2 separate regions of the Homo sapiens genome follow, and region 2 is linked to region 1. Evidence: chromatin contacts called from ENCODE POLR2A ChIA-PET data. All regions are on one chromosome and are shown on one strand. The core of a region is the stretch at or near the end of the contact, and the rest is flanking DNA. Distances in the headings are between cores, read along the strand shown. Region 1 has its middle 23 kb from the start of MARK3. Region 2 holds the start of TRMT61A (tRNA methyltransferase 61A).

The links. ChIA-PET counts read pairs that join two places held with the same protein, here RNA polymerase II (POLR2A).
Region 2: POLR2A ChIA-PET joins it to region 1 with 15 read pairs in activated T-cell. The contact joins the promoter of TRMT61A here to the enhancer-like site in region 1. POLR2A ChIA-PET finds 5 or more read pairs at or near these places in 5 of 52 experiments (A549, AG04449, H1 and 2 more).

What each region holds. Positions count from the first base shown.
Region 1 is chr14:103,359,386-103,365,370 of GRCh38, reverse strand. It overlaps the pseudogene HMGB3P26. Among named protein-coding and RNA genes, the nearest start is that of MARK3, 23 kb to the left of the region's middle. RefSeq lists an enhancer at 2,867-4,066. Within about 2 kb of position 3,415, at least 6 of the 41 ENCODE cell types and tissues checked have a DNase peak (open chromatin) inside an H3K27ac peak, as active enhancers do.
Region 2 is chr14:103,525,491-103,531,475 of GRCh38, reverse strand. TRMT61A (tRNA methyltransferase 61A) reads right to left here and starts at 2,280. Exons shown (of 4, transcript NM_152307.3): 1 at 2,215-2,280; 2 at 1,167-1,526. The coding sequence starts at 1,497. RefSeq lists silencers at 2,124-2,293, 2,304-2,353.

The DNA.
Region 1 (5,985 bases), core at 2,166-4,665:
AAGAAACAGGAAAGTGGGTTCATTCATAGGGAAAAAATATATAGAAACCATCTCTAAGGAAGAACCACACGGCAAACTTACTAGACAAAGACATTATAACAATGGCCTGAAACTTATTCAGCCTTTTCTGAGGCTTTGTTTTTGTTGCTATTATTGTTGTTGTTGAGACAAAGTCTTGCTCTGTTGCCCAGGCTGGAGTGCAGTCACATGATCTTGGCTCACTGCAACCTCTGCCTCCCGGGTTCAAGCGATTCTCCCGCCTCAGCCTCCTGAGTAGCTGAGATTACAGGCAACTGCAACAAGGTCCGGCTAATTTTTGTATTTTTAGTAGAGACGGGGTTTCACCATGTTGGCCAGGCTGGTCTCGAACTCCTGACCTGAAGTGATCTGCCCGCCTTGGCCTCCCAAAGTGCTGGGATTACAGATGTGAGCCACCGCACCTGGCTGGCTTTGTCTTTAATGCTTACTAGACAAAGCATTTTGTCTGACTAATAATGCTCAGAGAGCTAAAGAAAGATGCAGATAGAGACTAGTGAACAATACAGTCAGGATGGCTAAACGTGATCCCAGGAAACCAAAGGACAAAATGTCTGCTTATGCCTTCTTTGTGCAGATGTGCAGAGAAGGACATAGAAGAAAATCCCAGAGGTCCCTGTCAATTTTGCAGAATTTTCCAAGAAGTCCTCTGAGAGGTGCAAGACAGTGGGAAAGAGAAGTCTAAATCTGATGAAATTGCAAAGGCAGATAAAGTATGCTATGATCGGGAAATGGAGGATAACAGACCAGCTAAGGGAGGCAAGAAGAAGTTTCCTAATGCCCCCAAAAGGCCATCCTCTATATTATTTCTGTTCTGTTCAGAATTCCTCCCCAAGACCAAATCCACAAACCCTGGCATCTCTACTGGAGATGTGGCAAAAAGCTGGGTGAGATGTGGAATAACTTAAACGACAGTGAAAAGCAGCCTTACATCACAAAGGCGGCAAAGCTGAAGGAGAAGTATGAGAAGGATGTTGTTGACTTTAAGTCTAAAGGAAACTTTGATGGCACAAAGGGTCCTGCTAAAGTTGCCTGGAAAAATGTGGAAGAAGAATATGAAGAAGATGAGGAAGAAGAAGAAAGAGGAGGATCATGAATAAAAAAAAATCGTTTAACTGTCAAAAAGAGAAAAGAAGGACGCAGACAAAGCCAAGCAAATTATTTAGGGACAAAATGGAAAGATCAATAAAAATATAGTGAACACAAGAAGGAACCAAGAGGAAATTCTGTAGCTGAAAAGTACAATAACTGAAATGAAAAATTCATGGAGGGATTCAGAAGCAGATTTGAACAGGCCGAAGAAGGAATCAACAAACTTGAAGATAAGAAAACTGAAATGATTAAGTCTGAGGAACAGAAAGAAAGAGGACTGAAGAAGAGTAAACAGGGTCCAAGAAACCTGTGGGACACCATCAAGTAGAAGAATGCACACTGTCAGGGTGCCAGAAATAGAACAGAGAGAGGGAAAGAGAAAATTAAATTATTGGCTGGGTGCAGTGGCTCACAACTGTCATCCCAGCATTTTGGTAGGCTGAGGTGGGCAGATCACTTGAGGTCAGGACTTCAAGACCAGCCTGGCCAACATGGTAAGACCCTGTCTCTACTAAAACTACAAAAATTAGCTAGGAGTGGTGGCAGGTGTCTGTAATCCCAGCTGCTTGGGAGGCTGAGGCAGGAGAATCACTTGAACCCAGGAGGCAGAGATTGCAGTGAGCTGAGATTGTGCCACTGTACTCCAGCCTGGGCAACAGAGCAAGACTCCATCTCAAAAGAAAAAAGAAAATGAGATTATTATTGTTTTTAATCGATAAATAATAAGAGATTATTTGAAGAAATAATGGCTGAAAACATCTCAAATTTGGTGAAATACATGAATCTAAACATCCAAGAAGCTCAGTGAACTCCAAGTAGGATGAATTTAAAGAGGCCCTCACAGAGACACACTGTAATCAAACTGCCCAAACCACAGATAACAGAGAGAATCTTTAATTTTTAAGTAATTAATTAATTAACTAATTAATCTTATAGATTAACTAACTAATCTTATAGATTAACTAACTAATTAATCTTATAGATTAATTAACTAACTAATTAATCTTATAGAGATAGGATCTTGTTATGTTGCCCAGGCTGGTCCCAAACTCCTGGACTCAAGCAATCCTCCTGCCTTGGCCTCCCAAAGTATGGGGATTGCAGGTGTGAGCCACTGCACCCAGCCACAGGTGTGAGCCAAGAGAGAATCTTGAAAGCAGGGAGAGAGAAACAAATTGTTACATATAAGGGATCTCCAGTAAGATTAACAGCAGATTTCTCAGCAGAAACGTTGGCAGCAAGAAGGCAATGTGTTGGTACATTTGAAGAGATAAAAGAAAAAACTGTCAATCAAGAATCCTGCTGGACAAGTTAGCTCCTTCCTGTAATTCTAGCTACTTAGGAGGCTTGAGGTGGGAGAATCACTTGAGGTCAGGAGTTCAAGACCAGCCTGGGCAACATAACAAGACCTCATCCCCCCCCAAAATTTTTTTTTAATTAGCCAGGCATGTTGGTGCACAACTGTAGTTGCAGCTTCTTAGGAGGCTGAGGCAGGGATGATCACTTGAGCTAAGGAGTTTGAGGATGCAGTGAGCTATGGTCACACCACTACACTCCATCCTGGCTGACAGAGTGAGACTCTGTCTCTTAAAAAAGAAGACAAAACAAAACAAAAGTAATCCTATACCTGGCAAAACTGCCCTCAGAAAAGAAGAAATGAAGGTATTCCCAGATAAACAAAAGCAGAAAGAGTTTATTACCACTAGATCTGTCTTACAGAAAATGCTAAAGGGACTTCTGCAGATTGAAATTAAAGGATATTTGCCATTATATAGGCAGAAGGAAGAAAGCAAAAATTAAAAAAAAATAAACTAAAGAACACTAGACAATAACTCAAAGTCCTATGAAGAAATAAAGATCTTCTATAAAGGTAAATACATGGACAATTACAAAAGCTAGTATTATTGTCATTTTGGGTTGTAACACCACTTTTCCTTTTATACATGATTTAAAAGACTAATAGTAAAAAGCCAGTAATAAGTCTATGTTTTTTGGCACCCAATGTATAAAGGTATAACTTCTGACATCATTAGCTGAGAGGGTGGTGGCAGAGCCGTATAGGGGCAGAGTATGATACGGCAGCCCCTCCTTACCCAAGGCTTTATTTTCTGTGGTTGCAGTTACTCATGGTCAACTGTGGCCCAAAAATATGAAATGGAAAATTCCAGAAGTAAACAATTCATAAGTTTTAAACTGTGCACCATTCTGAGGAGCATGATGCAATCTCTTGCTAGCTTGCTCCATCCTGCTTAGGATGTGAATCATCCCTTTGTCCAGCGTATCCACATTTTCTATGCTACCTGCCCCATTAGTCACTCAGCAGCCATCTCTGATCGGCTCTCACGGTGTCACAGTGCTTGTGTTCAAGTACTCCTGTTTTCATTGATAATGGCCCCAAAGGGCACGAGTAGTGATGCTGGCATTTTATCATCTCACATGATCATACGAAGGGTGAATAAAGTATAATAAGATATTTTGAGAGAGAGATAGACCACATTCACTTAACTTTTATTACAGTAGGTTATTATAATTGTTCTATTTCATTGTTAGTTATTGTTGTTAATCTCTTACTGTGCCTAATTTATAAATTAAACTTTATCATGGGTATGTAGGTATACAAAAAAATACTATATACATAGTAATCAAGTCTTTTTTTCTTTTTTTCCTGACCTCAGGTGATCTGCCTGCCTCAGCCTCCCAAAGTGCTGGGATTACAGGCATGAGCCACCTTGCCCAGCCCGACTGTATATATTCTTTAACATACATAAAACAGTACTTTGAGAAAGAAAGCAAAGAAAAATGTAAAAAGCAGGACAATTCTAAAAGCTCTCAGAGAGAGAGAAATTAACCTACTAAGGAATGAAAATCCAATCACATCAAATTTATCAGCCTCATTGGATGCTTGAGGACCCTGGAGCAATGCCTTCAATGTTCTCAATAAAAATAATCTGAAACTTGAAATTCTATACCTAGCTAATTTACCAACAAAATGTTAGGGCAGAATAAAAACTTGTTTTTTTTTTTGAGATGGAGTCTCGCTCTGTTGCCCAGGCTGGCGTGCAATGGTGTGATCTCAGCTCACTGCAACCTCTGCCTCCTGGGTTCAAGTGATTCTCCTGCCTCAGCCTCCCGAGTAGCTGGGATTACAGGTGCCTGCCACCATGCCCGGCTAATTTTTGTATTTTTAGTAGAGACGGGGTTTCACCATGTTGGCCAGGCTGGTCTTGAACTCTTGACCTCAGATGATCTGCCCACCTCGGCCTCCCAGAGTGCTGGGATTACAGGTGTGAGCCACCGTGCCAGGCCTAGAATAAAGACATTTTTAGAACTACATGCTGTGGAAGATTCTATTATTACCTAGCAAATATTCACTCCTTTCCCCTGAGCTCTGTGGGAGGTGCCGACTTCCTTGCTCCGTTGCTGTTGGACTGAGCCGTGTGACTTGCTTTGGCTAATCAGATGGAAGCAGATGTGTGTGACCCAGCAGAAACTTGAAATATGCTTGCCATGGGCCTGGGCTTGTGTCTTTCACCAAGAGAGATATCAGTCTGGTAGCTGCTGGTTCACGTGGGACAAAAGATGGTTGGAGCAGACTGGGAGCTGATCCGCAGTCCAGAGTCAAGCCCAGCCAGGCCTGGCCTGGACCCGCTGAACCACAGTTGAGCTGCAGATATGTAAGGAAGAAATAAATGGTTGTTTCGCCACTGTGCTTTGTGGTAGTTTGTTATACAGCAAAACCTAAGACACATGGACTCAGAATAATTTCTCTCCCACATACCCTTTCTGGAGAGGTTCCTTGGTGATTTGCGATGGCAGAGAGGGGAACACATGGGATCCAGGAAACAGAAGATTCAACTCAGACAGCAATGAAGGAAGACCTGGGAGACAGTGGGTGCAGGCTCGGACTGGAGCAGGGCACGACAGCAGCGGGAGAGAGGCGTCCTGAAAACAAGGTGATTCCACAGATGCCAGAGCACCCTTGAGATTCTGGAAGAGGCTTGAGATGCAGTAAAGGAAGACAACGCAACACAGAAAGAAAAGCAACTTGCCATCGGGCTTGGTGGCTCACGCCTGTAATCTCTACACTTTGGGAAGCCAAGGCGGGCAGATCGCTCAAGGTCAGGAGTTCCAGACCAGCCTGGCCAACATGGTTAAACTCCATCTCTACTACAAATACAAAAAATTAGCAAGGCGTGGTGGCGAGTGCCTGTAATCCCAGCTACTCGGGAGGTTGAGGCAGGCAGGAGAATTGCTTGAGCCCAAAGGTGAAAGTTGCAGTGAGTAGAGATCGCGCCACTGCACTCCAGCCTGAGTGACAGAGCGAGACTCCGTCTCAAAACAAAACAAAACAAAACAAAAAAGGCAACTTCCAACTCTAGGGAAAAAAGCAAAAGTTGAATAAAGAAAAATGTGGCACTGCACAACTTGGTTCTACAGTGATGACATTTTGTATTATCTTATAAAGAAAAGTGTTGGCCGGGCGCGGTGGCTCACGCCCGTAATCCCAGCACTTTGGGAGGCCGAGGCAGGTGGATCACGAGGTCAGGAGATCGCCTGGCTAACACGGTGAAACCCCGTCTCTACTAAAAATACAAAAAATTAGCCAGGCGTGGTGGCGGGCGCCTGTAGTCCCAGCTACTCAGGAGGCTGAGGCAAGAGAATGGCGTGAACCTGGGAGGCGGAGCTTGCAGTGAGCTGAGATCGTGCCACCTGCACTCCAGCCTGGGCGACAGAGCGAGACTCCATCTTAAAAAAAAAAAAAAAAAGAAAAAAGAAAAGTGTTGCCCCAATCTTCGCCTTTAGAATCGACCTATAAGTAAAGGACAGAAAGCTTTATTCTGGGCCAGGTGCAGTGGC
Region 2 (5,985 bases), core at 1,031-3,530, 170 kb before region 1:
CCCCCACTGAGCCTGACTCGGCAGCATGCTCCAACTGCAGGGCCTCGGCACGGCTCCTCCTTGGTGCAGAGCTGTCCCTTGGCTCTTCGTAGGTCCCTCCTCATCATTTTCAACTCAAATGTCCCCTCCTCAGAGAGGTCTTCCCTGCCTGGCCTAGCTGGAGAGTCCCCACTCTGGGTACCCCTCAGACACGCAGCCCTGTCTCACAGGCTTCACAGCAACCAGCGGCACTGAGATGCTCACCTAGGCTGTGTCCCCCTCCTCGAGGGCAGGAACCTGGTCTCTCTAGTTCACGGTTCCTAGGAGGGGACCTGGCATATCTGAGGAGGCCAGGAGAAGGTGCTGCTTGATTGAGCTCTCTCGCGAGAGTGGGGCAGGGGCGGAGAGGCCAGCACCCACCACAGGATGCACAGGAGCAGCAGCTGATGGAGTTGGCTAAGTCCTGCTCTCCACCCCTCCCACCCAGACACCCCAGGGAGGGACATGGTGACCTGCAGCCCTCAGAAAGCCAGCATGGCAGTGCTAGGCACTCTTCGTGAACCTGGACCCTAGCTCTCCTGCCCGGGAGGAACACGCCACCAACAACCTAGATGCATCAGCGCCTGGGGCCAATCTTGGCTTCAATCGCCACACTGGGCGGCCCCAGCACCTGTATATGTGCAGGGGTTCCCACAGCCCAGGCCCTGGACTCAACAATGGTGCTCACATTCATTGGTAGCAGGTGAGGATCTGATCATGGATGAGGATGGGGAAGGCTCCCCACCTACAGTGAGCTCCTCGGGGTAGCCCTGGCCTCTTTCCAGAAGGGGCAACTCTCTCTGCTTCACCATCAGCACGGAGGACTAGAGGTTGACGGTCAGTACCTAGGACAGCGCCAAGCATCAAGCTGGCCACGCCCCACCAAGGCAAGCAGGACCCTCACTAGAGCACCAGTCCTCCCCAGCTCCTCCTGGTCCATTTCCCACCACCTCTCACTCCAGTTACAGCACCAGCCTCCTAACGGGCTTCTCTGCCTCCACCTTCACTCCCTGCTGTCAGCATCCCGGAAAGATGTGAAAATAGAAACTGAGGAGCCACATGTGTCTGTAGGAAGGGCAGGCTGGAGGCTCTGACCTCCACCTTTGTGTCAATTTCTGCGTTAAACTGAGGCAGCCTGAGGAACTCACCAGACTCACAGACCACAGAGCCGGGCCGAAGCTCCAACATCATGGTGATGAGGGCGATGTCTGTGGAGTAGAGGATCTGCGTGCGGTGCGGCAGGTTCAGCGTCCAGAGCTCGGGCGTGGGGTGCAGCACATACACCCAGCCACCTCGGCCGCACGTCACCTTGGAGCCGAAGGGGCGGCCGATAAGGTCAACTGAGTGCCGCAGGACACCATGCCGGGTCTGGGTCTGTGCCCCACGCTGCACACGCACCGCCACCATTGCACCATGGCCCAGTGACAGGATGGCCGTGTCACCCTCCTTGATCAGCTCCTCGTATGCCACGAAGCTCATGGTGCTAATGTCTGGCAAGGGCCAAGGACCTGGGGAGGGGTGTGTGTAGGCATGAGCAAGTCAGGAGGCAGGATGAGGGCCTAGGGTCTAGGTAGAAGGCTTCGAGGCCTACATCCCAGCAGTGGGCATGGGCGGGGTGTGGCTAGCTCAGCCTCAGTCTCTGCCACTGCCTGACAGGGAGCCCAATAGCGCTGCACTCTGGCCTGGCCTCTGAAGCCTTTCTTGGTCTAGGACAAGAGACAGGGACTATGAGCCTAAATCAGAGATGAAAAGACTGAGGCTTGGCAATGGCGGAGTTCGGTCCCAAGGATTCCCGGAGTGAGGACCCGACCCTCCCATCACCCTTCTCCAGGAGCTTGACTCCCATTCCCAAGATGTGAGATGAGGAAGCGCCTTTGCGAGGTGTCCACCGGCGGGGGAGAGGCAAATGGTCAATGAGGTCACCTCCAAGCCAGGCTTGATTCCTCACCCCAGTCTCCCCCACGGGGGCTAGGTGGCAGGGTATGACAGAGGATTCAGGGCTCCCCAGTAAGGGGCTGGGGACGCGGAGCTGGCCGTCCACGCAAACACCGCCCAGCCGATGCAGAGGCAACAAGGGGCCAGGCCGGGCCGGCGGGGGCCGCCCATGCGAGGCTGGAGGGACAGGCCCTGCGCGCCGTGCCCGGCCCGGGTCACCCTCACCCGCGCCCTGCCACCCTGTACCCCGCGGAGTCTCACCTGCGACGCTCCTGCTGCCGGGGCTCCACACGTGCCTCCGCGACGCGCGGCGGCGGCGGCCACAACACTTCCGGCTCCGCGCCCGCTGATGACGTCGCGCCCCGCCTCCGCCTCCCCCTCCCCCCCTCCGCGCACGGGATCCTGGGAGCGCCAGGCTGCCCTTCCCGCCCCTCCCAGAGGACGTTTCCTGGGCGACTTCTTCCCTCATGTGAGCTGCTCTGTTTACATTTGCTGGTCGCTGGAAGATCGAAAGACTGGACAAAATCCATATGGCGGCCGGCCGGCGCGGTGGCTCTCGCCTGTGATCCCGCGCTTTGGGAGGCCGAGGCGGGAGGTTCTTCTGAGCTGAAGAGTTCGAGACCAGCCCGGGAAACGTAGTGAGACCCCCACCATCTCTACAAATAATAACAAACAAACAAAAGGTCCCCCCGCCCCGCCGGCCGCGGGTTGCCGTCGCACCCAGGCACATTTGAAGGGCGGCAGGAGCCAAGGCCTGGCTGTCACTGCTGTCCCGGACCCCTTTGACGGCCCCTGGGGGTTCACCAGAGGGCTGGCCCGTGGCTCACTGCCCAGTCCTCTATGAGGACACTTCGCCATAGACATTTTGTTATTGCAGACTGCTCTGGGAACACCCCTGACTGGGCCCTAAAATGAATTCCAGAAAAGGAATCGCAGGTCAAGGGGCGGTTCTAAAAGGCTTGGGCTAGGGTCAGCCAGAGCTCTGTGCAGCAGATGGGGGCCTGGAAAAGTCTGCAGAAGTGGCCTTCCGCCCAGGCCCTGCCTCCCCCGACGGGGGCACGTTGTCCTGAGTGCAGAGCTGCTTCTAGGAGGGAGTAGGGGTCCTGTGTCCCCTCCTGCGAACCAAGGCATAATGAGAACTGGATGACTTGGGCCCACTTTTGGGTCTGGTGAGCAGCCTGGGCAGGAGACTGGAGGAGGTGCTGCTGGAGGATGGGCAGAACAGGGAAGCGGGAGTGGCGTTCTGTCTCAGCAACACCATTCCCAGCTGGCTCCTCTGTGGAGTGTGTGTGCAGGGGAGCGGGGGCAGGGGACACGGATTTTCTTCCTCCAGCTCTTAGCTCTCAGGACCAGAGCTTGGAGAGGAACAGAGACCCCCCTACCCAGCCTAGGGTTTAGCCTGCGCCCGAACCCAAGCCAGTTAGCAATGACCCTAGGGCACCCTCCCCAGTCACTCAGCCACTCCAGCCTGGTAAGATGAGGTGGCCAGGCTCCTGCAGAGCGAGCTCCCCTCTGGAGCCCTGGCAGCCTGTAGAGCACTCTCAACTCTCTCGCCTCTGGGGCAGGCCAGGCCAGGCTGTTTGTGGCCCTTGCATTGGCTTCTCAGGGTCCATCATGGAAACCTAGGGGTCCAACCTCAGCCCCTCTGTGTCCCTGCCCTAGCTGCGGCTGAGAGCCCCCAGGAGTAAGCTGGTGAGAGGCCTTCCATGGCCTCCCACTCTCTGTGGGCTCCTGTCCCTGTGGGGCCACCACGCTGGCCACCAGCTGCCTCTACTTCTGCCTTACAGCCTCCCTGCCTTCTGCTCTCAACGTTGAAACAGCCCCCTCCACAGCTCCCGAACCTGTGTTCCAGCGGATGCTTCTCTCCCTTGATGATGCACCCGCCTGAGTCACCCCCTAATTTCTCCCCTGGGGGATTCTGACTTTCCACTTCTCTTGGGTTTCTCTTCCCCAGCCTCTCAGCTGTGGTTGGTGTGGAGTCAGGGCCGGGTGCCTATAAGGGCCTAAGGTAGGACTTGGTGACTCGGCGGTGGTTTCCCTTGGTTCCGACTTCCCTCTTGCCTCTCTGTCTATTACTGGCTGGTCAACTCCTCCAGTGCCCCTTCCTCCAGGCAGCCTCCTCAGCCCTGCCCACCTGCTCCATCTGAGCCTGCCCCAGTCCCCAGCCTGAGTCCTCAAGCAGAACCAATCCCCCCTACCTCAGCTGATGATTCCCTGTGCAGAGTTTGTATTGGGGCTCCCCTAACAAGAGCTGATGCTGTATATGCCCAGCTGTGCCATCTCATTGACTTCTCCCCAGGATCCTAGGAGGGAGGGAACACTTTACAGATGGGGAAACTGAAACTCAGAGATGTTAAATAACTTGCCTGAAGTCACAGCCAGTGAGGTCAAAGTGGGATTAGGATTTAAAGCCAATAAACCCCCAAAGCTCAGCACTGAGGAGGCTGAAGAGGGAGGACTGCTTGAGGCCAGGAGTTGGAGTTCTGCCTGGACAACATAGCAAGACCCTATCTCTTAATTAAGAATTAAAGCCAGTAAACCGGCTTCAGAGAACCAATGGCTGATTTGAAGAAAGGTGGGAACAGGCAGGAAGGATGCCCACTGGGGAGGCTGCTGTGCCCAAATCCCTGGCAGGGACCACGTGACTGCAGTCCCTCCCCTCTAAGCAGCACAGCCTCCTACCCCACTGTGCTCTGTGATCCCCAGTCAGCCCCTGTCCCTCTCCTGACCTCAGCCCGCTTCCTCTTCGGGCTCTGCAGAACTCAGGGGCAGGGCACTGGGAGGAAGCAATGCTGCCTCTGGCTGCACTCTGCAGAGGAGCAGACTACAAGGATAGAGTCCAGTGCCCTGCCTGGAGTCTGCCCTGTGCCTGACCTGCTGAGCCGGGTCATGTTCTGTGGATAAAAGACCTGGGCCTCCTTTGAAGCCCCCTCCAGGCCCAGTGGTTCACGTGTAACCAGGTGTGATTTCTGAGGAACCTGGACCAAACACTGGCCTGGTAACGTCATGCAGCCTCCTGCCTGGATGCTGCCAAAGCAGCCCCTGTGGGCCCCAGGGAGAGCAGGGGCTGTGGACAGGGGAGGTCAGCTGGAGGGGAGGCTGGCACCTTCCAAGCCCCTCTCCTTGTGCACCTGCTCTGGGGGACACTAAGGCTCCCAATCAGCCCCTGCCTGGGGGGTCTCACCCTGACATTTAGGTCTGAAGGCCTTGAGGGCCACCTCCCCACTGTTATCTGCTGCTGCTGTCCCCGTCACAGCTGCCTGGCCCCCGTACACTGTCATTTTGCCCCAGGCAGGCTCGCACAGGGCCGGCGCTCTGGGAGGGTGGAAGGATTGCTGGGCCCATGACTGGACACCTCTGTCACCCAACTTCTGATCTATCTGCACGTTGAGACCAGCCTGGCCAACACAGCAAGATCCCTGTCTCAACAGAATAAAAACAAAAATAAAATGATCTTCTGTCTGCACACTGGGGACAAAAACACCCACCTCAGAAAGCTGAGGGTTACCAGCGGCGCCAGGCCGGAGCCGCCCCAGTGCCAGGCTCACTGCTTGCCATAGGCAGCCCTGCCCTCTGGATCTCATATCTGCAGTTCTGACCTTGCCTGTGGAGGGAAAGTGTAGGGGAAAGAAAGAGATCAGACTGCTACTGTGTCTATGTAGAAAGAAGTGGACATAAGAAACTCCATTTTGTTCTGTACTAAGAAAAATTCTTCTGCCTTGAGATGCTGTTAATCTGTAACCCTAGCCCCAACCCTGTGCTCGCAGAAACATGTGCTGTGTTGACTCAAGGTTTAATGGGTTTAGGGCTGTGCAGGACGTGCTGTGTTAAAATGTGTTTGCAGGCAGTGTGCTTGGTGAAAGCCATCGCCATTCTCCAGTCTTGAGTACCCAGGGACACGATGCACTGCGGAAGGCCGCAGGGACCTCTGCCCAAGAAAGCCTGGGTGTTGTCCAAGGTTTCCCCCGACTGAGACAGCCTGAGATATGGCCTCGTGACAAGGGAAAAACCTGACCATCCCCCAGCCCAACA